Linked DNA regions of Homo sapiens: region 2 is linked to region 1. A link is a contact called in ENCODE Hi-C or POLR2A ChIA-PET data. All regions are on one chromosome and are shown on one strand. Each heading gives the region's core, a stretch centred on a gene start or an enhancer-like site at or near the end of the contact. The rest is flanking DNA. Distances are from core to core; before and after follow the strand shown. Region 1 holds the start of CHAF1B (chromatin assembly factor 1 subunit B). Region 2 overlaps DOP1B (DOP1 leucine zipper like protein B).

Region 1 (6,816 bases), core at 3,848-6,347:
GATCTGAACCATGACTGAATTAAGGTAATTTGAGTATAGAATTTTTTCTGTTCTAGGCAATTGTCTCTTGTTTTGTGACTCCCTTGGTGGGAATCTCTCTCAAAATGTGATATTCATGGAGGCAACTGAAGTACCAGCAAGCTTGTCCAACCTGCCTTGCTTGGTTGTGTTTTTTTAGTTTTTTTTCCCCAGGCTGGTCTCAAGAACTTCTGGGCTCAAGGGATCTGCTCACATTGGCCTCCCAAAGTGTTGGGATTACAGGCATGAACCACTGCTTCTGGCTTTAAATATATATATATTTTTTGAGACAGGCTCTTGCTTTGTCACCCAGGCTCGAGTAGCAGTGGCGCGATCACAGCTCACTACAGCCGCAATCTCCCGGGCTCAGGTAATCCTCCCACCTCAGCCTCCTGGGTAGCCAGGACCACAGGCACACACCACTATGCCCAGCTAATTTTCGTATTTTTTGTGGAGACAGATTTTTGACTTGTTGCCCAGGCTGGTCTCAAAATTCCTGGGCTCAAGCGATGCACTCCCCCACCTCTTAACCTCCTAAAGTGTGGGGATTACAGGAATGAGCCCTAACTTAGGGTTTTGTTTTTTTTGTTTGTTTGTTTTTCTGTACTCTGTATACTCCAGGGTATTTCAGATGTAAGGTATTTCAATACATCTAATAAATTTCCTGGTCTAGACTTGGTGACAGCCATTTCTCCAAAAGTTCTGCTTCATTTTGTGGGAAATGCTATTTGAAGATAATAATCTAGGCACAGATATAGTCATTGTTTCTAGTTAGGCCATTTCTTTTTCTTCTTCTTCTTTTTTTTTTTTTTTTTTTTTTTTCTTTTGCGACAGGTCTTGCTCTGTTGCCCAGGCTGGAGTACAATGGCATAATCATAGCTCACTACATCCTCAAACTCCTGGGCTCAAGTGCTTCGCCTTCCTCAGCCTCCCAAGTACCTGGGACTATAGGTGCATGCCACCATGCCTGGCTGATTTTTTTTTTTTTTTTCTAGATACGGAGTCTTGCTACGTTGCCCACGCTGGTCTTGAACTCCTGGGCTCAAGTGATCCTCCTGCTTCAGCCTCCCAAAATGTTGATATTACCGGCATAAGCCACTGTGCCTGGCCTAGTTTGGGCATTTCTAGGCCTTTTTAGTAGACTGAACTAAAAGAGACTATAATATAGTCTCTTTTGCTGAAAATCTGGGTTCCTAACCACACAAGTATTTGCTCTTCCTAATGTATACATAAATACATAGGTATGCATATATGTAACAATACCAATATTTTCTAGCCATAGTATGACTGAAGGTAAGCTTTCTTTGGGGTAGTATAAAATTTCTGTGTTTGCCAATCACTTGAAATAATAACTCCTTGTGTGCATCACACACATCCATGTTGCTGCCTGTGTCAGTCAGTGTAGAGTTCTCCAGAAAATCGGAGCCCAATATGATAGATGCAAGAGATTGATCAGGAGGAGTGGCTTAAGTGGTTATGGAGTCTGAGAAGTCCCATGATCTGCTGTCTGCAAGATGGAGACCCAAGAAAGCCTGTGGTATAACTTAGTCCCACTCCAAAGCCCTGAGAACCAGGGACACCAGTGGCATAAGTCCTGGAGTCAAAAGACCTGAGAACCAGGAGCTCTGATGTCTGAGGGTGGAAGAGGATGTCCCAACTCAAGAAGAGACAGAATTTGCCCTTCCTCTACTTTTTGTTCTTTTCAGACTCAACAGGTTGGATGATGCCCCAGATACTGCCCAGGTTGGTGAGGGCGGATCTTCTGTACTCAGTCTACTGATTCAAATGCTAAAGTCTTCCAGAAACACCCTCATAGTCAGAAGTAATGTTGACCACCTATCGGGTATGTCTTAGCCCGGGCAAACTGAGGCATAAAATTAACTATCACAGTATTTCTTTTGGATTACCGAGTAGAATACCGTGGTATGAATATGGCACAGTCTGATTACCTTTTCTCCTGTGGGTGGACATTTGGTGTCTTTCTAGTTTGGGGCTATTATGGATAATGATTCTTGTATGAGTTTGCTTTTGTTTTCCTGATATATATGCCAAGGAGTGGAATTGCTGAGTCATAGGGTAGGCGTATCATTAACTTTATTAGACAGTGCTGAACAGTTTTCTAAAGTATTTACATCAGTTTACACTTCCACCAGTAGTGTGCCAGAGGTCCCGTTGTTCTCAATCTCCTGTATTGATTTCCGTCATTTCTATTTTTCTTTTTCTTTCTTTTTTTTTTTTTTTTTTTCAGACTGAGTCTGTTTCTGTCGCCCAGACTGGAGTGCAGTGGCATGATCTTGGCTCACTGCCCTCTGGGTTCAAGTGATTCTAGTGCCTCAGCCTCCGAGTAGCTGGGATTACAGGCGCCACCACCATGCCTGGCTGTTATTATTATTATTATTATTATTATTTTTGAGATGGAGTTCTGCTCTTGTTGCCCAGGCTGGAGTGCAATGGCGCAATCTCGGCTCACTGCAATCTCCGCCTCCCAGGTTGAAACGATTCTCTGGCCTCAGCCTCCTGAGTAGCTGGGATTACAGGTGCCTGCCACCGCGCCTGACCTATTTTTTCTATTTTTAGTAGAGATGGGGTTTCACCATGTTGGCCAGGCTGGTCTCAAATTCCTGACCTCAAGTGATCCGCCCGCTTCAGCCTCCCAGATGCTGCAATTACAGGCGTGAGCCACTACGCCTGGCTTCTCCTAGTTTTCTTATTCTGATATTTGCTCAACATTTTTTTCCAACCCTGTACTGAATTTTGTATGTCTGTTATCAAAGCTTTTTTTTTTTTTTTTTTTGAGACAGAATCTCACTCTGCCACCCAGGCTGGAGTGCAGTGGTGCCATCTCAGCTCACTGCAACCTCCAAGTCCCGGGTTCAATGGATTCTCTTGCCTCAGCCTCCCTAGTATCCCGAGTAGCTGGGATTACAGGCACACACTACCACTCTGTATAGTTTTTGTATTTTTATAGAGAAGGGGTTTTGCCATGTTGGCCAGGCTGGTCTGGAACTCCTAGCCTCAAGCAATCTGCCTGCTTTGGCCTCCCAAAGCGTTGGGATTATAGATGTGAGCCACCATGCCCGGCTCAGATTTTGATTTTAGAATGTTCACACTTACAAATGGAAATTAAAATGCCTTGAGAAGTTTTTTTTCGAAGCTGAGTTAAGAGTTAGTCCCTTTATATCAATTTTCATTATTAAAAAGTTCTCAGGAACCAAATAACATTGGTCCCCTTAAATTGAGGCAGTTCTGCTCAAAATGGATGCTTGGGGCCCAAGCTGAACAACAGTGGTTGTTGAGGAATCTAGTTAGAATTGCGTTATAGGAATTCCCTTTTTTTTTTTTTTTTTTTTTTTTGAGACAGAGTCTCGCTCTCTCGCCCAGGCTGGAGTGCAGTGGCACGATCTCGGCTCACTGCAAGCCCCGCTTCCCGGGTTCACGCCATTGTCTTGCCTCAGCCTCCCGAGTAGCTGGGACTACAGGCGCCCGCCGCCACGCCCGACTAATTTTTTGTAATTTTTGTAGAGATGGGGTTTCACCATGTTAGCCAGGATGGCCTCGATCTCCTGACCTCATGATCCGCCCACCTCGGCCTCCTAAAGTGCTGGGATTACAGGCGTGAGCTACCGCGACCGGCAGGAATTCTTTAGTCCAACATTTGTGGTGCAAACTTTGAGGTTTTGAACAAATACTTTTTTTTTTTTTTTTGAGAAAATATTTGACAGCCCAGGGCCTCTCTCTAGAGCCGCATCCCCTGCCCGTGTTGGCTCATCAAGTTGGCACTGAAGTCGGATCTCTAAAATGTTCGCCAAGAAAGCCAACTCCTTCATGTACTTTTAATACTTAAAGCATGTGTTTTTATCTTTTAAATCCACAGTTCAGAGTCGTGACACTTCAAGAGGTGGGCAGATTATTCATTTGTGAATGAACAGCATTTATGAGAAATTTGGAGAAATTTTATGTTTGAGAGACACGAAGAATCCAGAGCTTTCCAAAACAGACTGATGATCACACCCACCGGGGAGTTTATGAAAATGCAAGCCCCTGGAGCACGGGCCTCTGCTGGATATTCGGAATCATGGGGCTGAGTAGGGCCAGGAATCTGTACTTTTAGAACAGCCATATTATCTAAAGTATATAGTCATTCCCAGTCCAAGCTCTGTAAATCCTGAAGAGAAAAATCTAAAAACTGCATATCCGGATTATGTTATTCTAGCTTCCTGTAGAAATCAGGCTTCAAGGAGCATACAGCCATTCTCATCAACATGAGACACGGATTTGTAGGCAATTTCTGTACCTTTCATAAAGCTGGCTAAAAGCATCAGCCGGTATTTATATAAGAATCCATGTCTGTTCTTTTTTTCCAAAAATCCTAGAGCAGTTGGCTCCTCAGATAACCCTGTGTGTTTCTTTTATCCAGTAAAAGCAGCGCATCCAGAGGTACTTGTTTCCTGGCCTTCTGCGAAGCCCACAGATAAATTAGGTCTCATTTGGAAACGTCCCATTTCGAAAAGCCTGAGGTATCTATCTCTGCCTACCGACTGATTTACAGCCTCACTTTAAAATGTTAGTCTGTTCTTAAAAAGGGTTTATAACTGCATCTACTATAATAATAAAATGTAAGCAACCTTGCGCTAGGTACTGAACAATTTCATAGCTTTGAACTCTCCAAAATGTTCTAGAAGCCAATACAGAAAACCCAAAAATCTCAGTTTTTGTTTGCAGAAGGGGCAAGAGAACCGGTTGTGTTAGCCCTCCAAGTGCCCAGCGCCAGCATAGGGTCTGTCTAACACACAGCCCAGGCTCTGTAAACCTTTGCTAAAAGAGCGAATCAACAAGGAATAAGTAATGGATAATAATAATAAATAATAATGAATCCATTCTTCCTTCGGTCGTGGGTCTGGCAGGCATAAATTCCGGCCGGGATTCCGACCCCAGGGCCAGAGCAGGACTCGCCTTGGCGTCTATGAGTGGGCGGGGCTTCCCTGGGGTACCGCCCACGTCGGGCGGGACCTGAGGGCCGCTGGAGGGGCGGGGCGTCTATGAGGTCCCGCCCATGCGGGGGCGGGGCCTGCGGCGCGCGGGAAGCGGCGCGCGCTGCGCGGGAGGTGACGGTGCCTCTGACTGTCCGGGTCCCTCCAGGTACGGCTTCCCTGGCCCGGGCAGCTCCGCGGCTCTTTTGGTCGCGTCGGTCCGGGCCAGAGGCCCTCGCCGAGGGCGGGCCCCTGGGCCCCGGGATAGCTCCGGAGCGGCGCGCGTTGGGGCGGCGGGGCCCCGTCCACCCCCGGCCCCGCGCGGCCTCCTCCCGGCGGCCTCAGTCCCAGCTTCCCGGGCCCAGCGCCCGGTCCCTGGGAAAGGCGGGGTTCTCCTCTCGCCCCGCCGCCCCGGTCCCCTACCCCGTTTGGCCCCCTCTTCCGGGAGGCTCCTCCCGGGGCGGGCCCCTCCCCGGGCTCTCAGGGCGCGCCCCTAGCCCCTACTAAGCGGGGACAGGCCGTGCAGACGGCCGGGGCCCCTAGGTAGCCTTTACCTGGGTGTTTCGTTTTGCTTTTCTGGATGTAGCGGCGTATCATAAACTTGTGGATGTCAGGACCCAGCGAAGCATTTTAGGTGGAGCTAGCAAGGTGTTATTGTCAGATGGCAACGTTAACATCCTTTCCCAATGCAGTGTGCATTTTAAATGGCTCCTGGCCCCTATTCAGCGCTCAATAACCCTTTGCTGCTGTTAACACTGTTGTTTAATCCATCACCAGCATTTTGCAGCTTTCTCCTGTCTTGAAGAAGTAGAACGGTGCCCGAGAAACGTTTTTCCCCTTCGAGACTCAGGAGGATGAAAGTCATCACTTGTGAAATAGCCTGGCACAACAAGGAGCCCGTGTACAGCCTGGACTTCCAGCATGGGACGGCTGGGAGGATCCACAGACTGGCGTCTGCCGGCGTGGACACCAATGTCAGGGTAAACTGGGGCAGAGATAGACATCCGGGAACACTGCTTGAAGCAATAGTTTTCATTCTTTTACTTAAAACCAGTGTCGGCTGGGCGCGGTGGCTTACGCCTGTAATCCCAGTGCTTTGGGAGGCTGAGGTGAGAGGATCGCTTGAGTCCAGGAGTTCGACACCAGCCTGGGCAACAGCCAGACATGAAAAAGTAGCGGGACGTGGCAGTGTGCAGCTGTAGGCCCAGCTACTTGGGAAGTTGAAGTGAGAGGATCGCTTGAGCCTAGGAGTTTGAAGCAAGCAACGATCACTCCACTGCACTCCAGCCTGGGTGACAGAGCCAGACCCTTCTCTTAAGTAAATGAATGAATGAATTAACGTATGTCAACAAACTAAACTACTTTGTCATCTAGCCCAGAATGCTAAATTTCCAGGGCCTGCGGTGAACAATGAAAGCAAAAGAGAGCTGCTTTCTTTTTTTTTTTTTTGAGACGGAGTCTTGCTCTGTTGCCCAGGTGGGAGTGCAGTGGTGCAATCTCGACTTACTGCAACCTCTGTCTCCCAGGTTCAAGCTATTCTCCTGCCTCAGCCTCCCAAATAACTGGGACTACAGCCGCTCATCACCACACCTGGCTAATTTTTGTATTTTTAGTAGAGATGGGGTTTTACCATGTTGGCCAGGCTGGTCTCAAACTCCTGACCTCAGGTGATCCACCCACCTTGGCCTCCCAAAGTGCTGGGATTACAGGCCTGAGCCACCATGCCCGGCTCTGCTTTCTTATTTGATTCATTTTCCCTAGATTATTGTAACTGGACGTTCATTGTTTTGGGATCCTGATCCTGGTTCCTACTGGGTAACAAGTTGCT
Region 2 (6,735 bases), core at 3,249-5,748, 96 kb before region 1:
TTATATAATTATATGACATTGTAACATGTAATTATTATATTTGTATTATATTGACATGATTGTAATAACTAATAGGTAATGATTATATAAATAGTAATATTAAATATTATACTATATAACAATATACTTGTTTATATTATATATTCAAATATGCAATAAAGGCAGCAGAATGCTAACTGAAAATGGAGGTAGGTTTTGGGCTCTTGGGAAAAGAGAAATTTTTTTGTTGTTGTTGGGAGGGGAACGGAGTCTCACTCTGTTGCCCAGGCTGGAGTGCAGTGGCACAATCTTGGCTCACTGCAACCTCCGCCTCCTAGGTTCAAGTGATTCTCCTGCCTCAGCCTCTCAAGTAGCTGGGATTACAGGCACCCACCACCATGCCTGGCTTATTTTTGTATTTTTAGTAGAGATAGGGTTTCACCATGTTGGCCAGGCTGGTCTCGAACTCCTGACCTCAAGTGATCCACCCGCCTCAGCCTCCCAAAGTGCTGGGATTACAGGCATGAGCCACCATGTCTGGCCGGGAAAAAGAATTTCTAAATAAATACGCTTCGTTTTGGATAGCTCAAGTGCTATATTTCTAAAAATACTACGTGTTTTTAAAAAATAAGCCTTTTGCCCTGTTTTCATTTTTGATGAACTGACAGTTTACAGAGCACTTTCCTACATGTTGTCGTTGTCCCCAGGATGCTCGTGGATAGGCCCAGCCCCCCTGAGTCCTGGGTTGATGGCACTCAGAGTGTCCTCTGCCAGAGCTGTGGGACACTGAACTTGCCTGGAGATGCCCTGTGGAGGGATGATGCCCACATCTGCCTCAGAGAGGTAGATGCATCCAGAAGCTCCCAAGAAGTGTCCCATAGTAAATAGTTTGGGCCCAATTAAAAGAGGCAGGAGGCTGGGCACAGTGGCCTGTAATCCCAGCACCTTGGGAGGCTGTGGTGGGCAGGTCACTTGAGGTCAGGAGTTCAAGACCAACCTGGCCAACATGGTGAAACCCCACCTCTACTAAAAATACAAAAAGTTAGCTGAGCATGGTTTCAGGCGCCTATAATCCCAGCTACTTGGGAGGCTGAGGCAGGAGAATTGCTTGAACCCTGGAGGCGGAGGTTGCAATGAGCCGAGATCGCGCCACTGCACTCCAGCCTGGGTGACAGAGTGAGTGAGACTCCATCTCAAAAAAAAAAAAGAGACAGGAGTGGAGAATTTCTAACACTTCTCTCCTGGGATACCGTTTGGGGTCCTTTTCCCCGGACACTGTTGCACCATCGAGTAGCAGAGAAGGAGATGGGGAGCTGAGCAGCTCTGTATGTCTCGGCTCAGAGTGACATCAGTCTTACGTCTTTGGGGGCTGGGAAGATGTAGGTGAAAGGATACGAAGGTGCAATTATGGAGGATGAGTAAGTCTAGAAAAGGCATGTACAACATGAGGACTGTCGTTAATAACACTGCATATGTACTGGGAATTTGCCAAGAGAGTAGATTTTAGGTGCTCTTACCACAAAAAAGAAAGGTCAAAGACAGGCGCGGTGGCTCATGCCTGTAATCCCAGCACTTTGAGAAGCCAAGGAGGGCAGATCACGTGAGGTCAGGAGTTCAAGACCAGCATGGCCAACATGGTGAAACCCCATATCTACTAAAAATACCAAAAATTAGCTGGGTGTGGTGGTGGGTGCCTATAATCCCAGCTACTCGGGAAGCTGAGGCATGAGAATCATTTGAACCCAGGAGGCAGAGGCTGCAGTGAGCCGAGATCGCACCACTGTACTCCAGCCTGAGTGACAGAGTAAGACTCCATCTCAAAAACACACACACACACACACACACACACACACACACAAAACTGACTGAGCATGGCAGCTCACGCCTGTAATCCCAGCACTTTGGGAGTCCAAGGCAGGTGGATCATCTGAGGTCAGGAGTTAAAAGATCAGCCTGGCCAACATGGCTAAACCCTATCTCTACTAAAAATACAAAAAATTAGCCGGGCATGGTGGCAGACACCTGTAATCCCAACTACTCTGGAGGCTGAGGCAGGAGAATTGCTTGAACCCGGGAGGCGGAGGTTGTAGTGAGCGGAGACTGCTCTGCTGCCCTCTAGCCTGGGCAACAGAGTGAGACTCCATCTCAAAAAAAAAAAAAATTTATTACTAATATACTAATGTACTAATGTACTACAGCCGATCTTAGCTAGCATGACTACCATTCAGCTGTTTGCTGTAGCAATTTGTTACATTCCTAGGAAACCTTAAGCTATGGAAGAAAAAAAAAGTCTCATTCTACAAACAAGACATTTCAGGGGAGAAGCAGGGGAGAGTGTTAGGGGCTAGAGAGTGTTATTTGAAACACTTTTCCCTCCATAGGAATGAAAGTTTTTGTCATGGCCATCAAGTTTAAACCTTACTCAGTAAATCTGTTATATTTACTTGCTCCGCTTCCCACCCACCACCCTCAAAATATGGTGTTGTCTGCCAGCCAGTCCATATGATTGTGTAAGTCCATTCCTCACCATGGGCTGCTTGGTTTCTGCGTCTCCTCATTCATATTCTTAAAAGAACATTGAAATGGCTGTTGGTCATCCAGTGGATTTCTGGTGACAGATGTTCATGTCTTTCTACTCAGCTGTGGCAGGGGGACGGCCTGTGGGAATCATTTCCTTAGGTTTGGCAAGAGCCATGAACTGCTGTATTTCACAAAGAAGAGGGCTGGGGTGGACTAGTTGCACAAAAGCATCTCCTAACATTCTTTTTTTTTTTTTTTTTTTTTTTTTGAGATGGAGTCTCACTCTGTCACCCAGGCTGGAGTGCAGTGGTGTGATCTCGGCCCACTGCAACCTCTACCTCCCAGGTTCAAGCGATTCTCCTGCCTCAGCCTCCCAAGTAGCTGGGACTACAGGCGCCCACCACCACGCCCGACTAATTTTTGTATTTTTAGTAGAGATGGGGTTTTACCATATTGGCCAGGCTGGCCTCGAACTCCTTATCTTGTTATCCGCCCGCCTCGGCCTCCCAAAGTGCTGGGATTACAAGTGCGAGCCACCAAGCCTGGCCTGTAACACTCATTCCTTACACTGGGTTGTTACTAGAATGTCAGAACAGTCACAGTTTTATTTTTCTTTGTCTGATAAGAAACCCTAAACTGCATATTTGTGTAACATCTTTACAATCTTCTTTCCTTAGAACGCCTGACAGACAATCTCAGAGTTGGACAGACATCCATAGTTGCTGCTCAGATGTTTCTTTTTTTCAGAGTTTTGCTGCTAAGAATATCTCCTCAACATTTGACTTCATTGTGGCCAATAATGGTCTCTGAATTGGTGAGTACAAGTATTGTAAGTTTGAAAGCAAGGTTGGAGCTTTTTAAAATGCTTTTTCAGTAACATAACGTACTATTTCCTATGTATCCCATTTTATCTAAATGTTATTTTTAATCAGGTTGGTAGCACATGGTTAGCTCTTGGTTAAACAGAGAATATTTTACTCTATGATCATATTTGATCTCTCACCCTGTCAGTTATTCCAACTAACTTGTACCATTTGATAATACTTACTAGTTTTTTATATACATATAAATTTGGGCTGGGCGTGGTAGCTTATGCCTGTAATCCCAGCACTTCGGGAGGCTAAGGTGGATGGATCACTTGAGCCCAGGAGTTCGAGACTAGCCTGGGCAACATGGTGAAACTCCTTGTCTACAAAAAAATACAAAAATTAATTCGGCATGGCGGGAAGTTGCATCTGCAGAAGGTTGAGGCTGCAGTGAGCCATGATTGTACCACTGCACTCCAGACTGGGTGACAGAGTAAGACCCCGTCTTATTCATTCATTCATAAATTAATCGATTTTTAAAAATAAGTAAAAAAAAATATTTGGGTAGATTTAATCTGTCTCAGATAGTAACTTGAATGCATTTTTTTTTCAGATTCAGACATTCACACAGCTTGAAGAAGATCTAAAAGATGAAGATGAGTCATTGAGGTAAGCAGTACAAGATCTGTACACAAGAGGAAAAGATAGTCACGATTAAAGCACGTCACTTTAGATATAGAGTTGTCTAATGTTAAATGCTGTTATCTTGAAGTACTTGTGAAAGGACCAGCTATTCCAAAAATTTCTTAAAAAGAAAATTCTTCTGAGGGACAGGTCATAGGTGAATGGACTATAACAGATCTGAATGAATTTATAACAAGCGTTTCTTTGCAAATTTATAGAAGCACCAACAAAGTAAACAGAACGAAAGTTTCAGTCCCGGATGCAAATGGACCCTCAGTGGGGGAGATACCCCAGAGTGAACTCATCTTGTATTTATCAGCTTGCAAATTCTTGGACACAGCGCTTTCTTTTCCACCTGACAAGATGCCATTATTTCAAATGTAAGTCAGATAGGATCGTGTGTCCTTTTTGAAGTAAGAGATTTTGTTTTTTCCTTTTAAGCACTTTCACTTGTTTTTCATGTACAGTTTATGGGAAACCACCATCTGGGTTTCTAGTGACAGCTAAGCCAGCTCGGAATACCAAGTTTCAGATTACTTGCAACATCTGTGGCTCTGCAAATTTGGCTCACAGGAGTGTTTATGAATGTGTTTCTATGGTGTGTGTGTGTGTGTGTGTGTGTGTGTGTGTGTGTGTGTGTGTGTGTGTGGTTTTTGCTACTGAATGCTTATAAAACAGGGCTTACCCACTGGTGCTCCTCACTGCCTTTGTGTAGACCTTTTTGTCTGTGTTTAGTTAGATACAAATGCCTTTATTTGGAGCCTGCCATCTCCGATTCACTTTGCCCCATAGGCTTATGTTTCCTGCCGGCTTAGCACAGCTGCTCATTTGTTTAATTTCATGACCAGCCCCAGAGGCTATTTCTCTCTCTCCTACCCCCACAAAGAGAGTAATCATATAGAAATGTTTGTGGTTAAAGAGCGGGTTCTCTTAAATGCACATTGCTAAGTGAAAGAAGCCAGTCTGAAAAGGCTACACACTGTATGATTCCAACCATGTGACATTCTGGAAAAGGCAAAACCATGGAGACAGTAAAAAGATCAGTGGTCGCCAGGGGTTGGGGAGAGGGAGGCAGGGATGAATGGGTGAAGCACAGAGGATTTTTAGGGCAGTGAAATTATTGCATACAGAGCTATAATGGTAGATCCATGTCATTGTCCATTTCTCCAAATCCATACAATGTACACCACCAAGAGTGAACCCTGATGTAAACTCTGGACTTGGGAGGATAACAGTGAGTCAGTAGAGGCTCTTCAGTTTTAACAAATGTACCACTCTGGTGCAGGATGTTGATAATACGGCAGGCTTGTATGTATGTAGGATGGGATGTACGGGAACTACTTTCTACTCCATTTTGCTGTGAACCTAAAGCTGTTCTGCAAAAGAAAGTCTTTTAGTTTTTAAAAAGCAGGTTTGGGCCGGACGTGGTGTCTCATACGTGTAATACTAGCACTTTAGGAGGCTGAGGCGGGTGGATCACCTGAGGTTGGGAGTTCGAGACCAGCCTGGCCAACATGGCGAAACCCTGTCTCAACTAAAAACACAAAAATTAGGCCAGGTACCGTGGCTCACACCTGTAATCCCAGCACTTTGGGAGGCCAAGGTGGGTGGATCACTTGAGGCCAGGAGTTCAAGACCAGCCCGGCCAACATGGTGAAAAACCCTGTCTCTACTAAAAATACAAAAATTAGGCCAGGCGCGATGGCTCACACCTGTAATCCCAGCACTTTGGGAGGCCAAGGTGGTTGGATCACCTGAGTTTGGGATCAGCCTGACCAACATGGAGAAAATCCATCTCTACTAAAAATACAAAATTAGCTGGGCATGGTGGCGTATGCCTGTAATCCCAGCTACTTGGGAGGCTGAGGCAGGAGAATCGCTTGAACCTGGGAGGCAGAGGTTGCAGTGAGCCAAGATCATGCCATCTGCCATTGCACTCCAGCCTGGGCAACAAAAGCGAGACTCCATCTCAAAAAAAAAAAAAAATACAAAAATTAGCCAGATGTGGTGGTGGGCGCCTGTAATCCCAGCTACTTCGGAAGCTGAGGAAGGAGAATCACTTGAACCCGAGAGGCAGAGGTTGCAGTGAGCCGACATCGCACCACTGCACTCCAGCCTAGGCAACAGAGCGAGACTCCCCCTCAAAAAAAAAAGAGGCCGGGCACAGTGGCTCATGTCTGTAACCCCAGCACTTTGGGAGGCCGAGGCAGGCGGATCATGAGGTCAGGAGTTCAAGACCAGCCAGGCCAACATGGTGAAACCCTGTCTCTACTAAAAATGCAAAAATTAGCTGCCTGTATTGGTGGGCACCTGTAATCCCAGCTACTCAAGAGGCTGAGGCAGGAGAATCGCTTGAAACCGAAGGCGGAGGTTGCAGTGAACCGAGATCGCACCACTGCACTCCAGCCTGGGCGAAAGAGCGAAACTGCATCTCAAACCAAAAAAAAGTGGAGGCTAGGCGCAGTGGCTCATGCCTGTAATCCCAGCACTTTAGGAGGCTGAGGCAGGTGGATCACGAGGTCAGGAGTTCAAGACCAGCCTGGCCAAGATGGTGAAACCCCGTCTCTACTAAAAATACAAAAAAATTAGTCAGGCATGGTGGCAGGTGCCTGTAATCCCAGCTACTCGGGAGGCTGAGGCAGAGAATTGCTTGAACCTGGGAGGTGGAGGTTGCAGGGAGCCAAGATTGCACCACTGCCCTCCAGACTGGGCGACAGAACGAGACTGTCTCAAAAAAACAAAAAAG

Evidence for each region. Hi-C counts contacts between places; a loop is a spot of excess contacts on that map. ChIA-PET counts read pairs that join two places held with the same protein, here RNA polymerase II (POLR2A). Pooled maps may share reads with other maps.
Region 2: a loop to region 1 is called in a map of naive thymus-derived CD4-positive, alpha-beta T cell, with 3 times the contacts of the local background. The contact joins the enhancer-like site here to the promoter of CHAF1B in region 1. A Hi-C loop is called at or near these places in 2 of 168 maps with a recorded cell type or tissue (B cell and naive thymus-derived CD4-positive, alpha-beta T cell) and 10 of 50 pooled maps. POLR2A ChIA-PET finds 5 or more read pairs at or near these places in 4 of 52 experiments (A673, GM12878, HEK293 and 1 more).

Annotation. Positions count from the first base shown.
Region 1 is chr21:36,380,295-36,387,110 of GRCh38, forward strand. CHAF1B (chromatin assembly factor 1 subunit B) reads left to right here and starts at 5,098. Exons shown (of 14, transcript NM_005441.3): 1 at 5,098-5,157; 2 at 5,766-5,968. The coding sequence starts at 5,843. RefSeq lists silencers at 4,930-5,299, 5,330-5,429 and enhancers at 5,549-6,050, 6,051-6,550.
Region 2 is chr21:36,284,838-36,291,572 of GRCh38, forward strand. It overlaps DOP1B (DOP1 leucine zipper like protein B), which reads left to right. Exons shown (of 37, transcript NM_001320714.2): 33 at 3,177-3,313; 34 at 3,919-3,974; 35 at 4,208-4,369. Among named protein-coding and RNA genes, the nearest start is that of MORC3, 32 kb to the right of the region's middle. RefSeq lists a silencer at 4,956-5,005. Within about 2 kb of position 4,499, at least 8 of the 41 ENCODE cell types and tissues checked have a DNase peak (open chromatin) inside an H3K27ac peak, as active enhancers do; they include B cell and GM12878, where a contact is called at or near this core.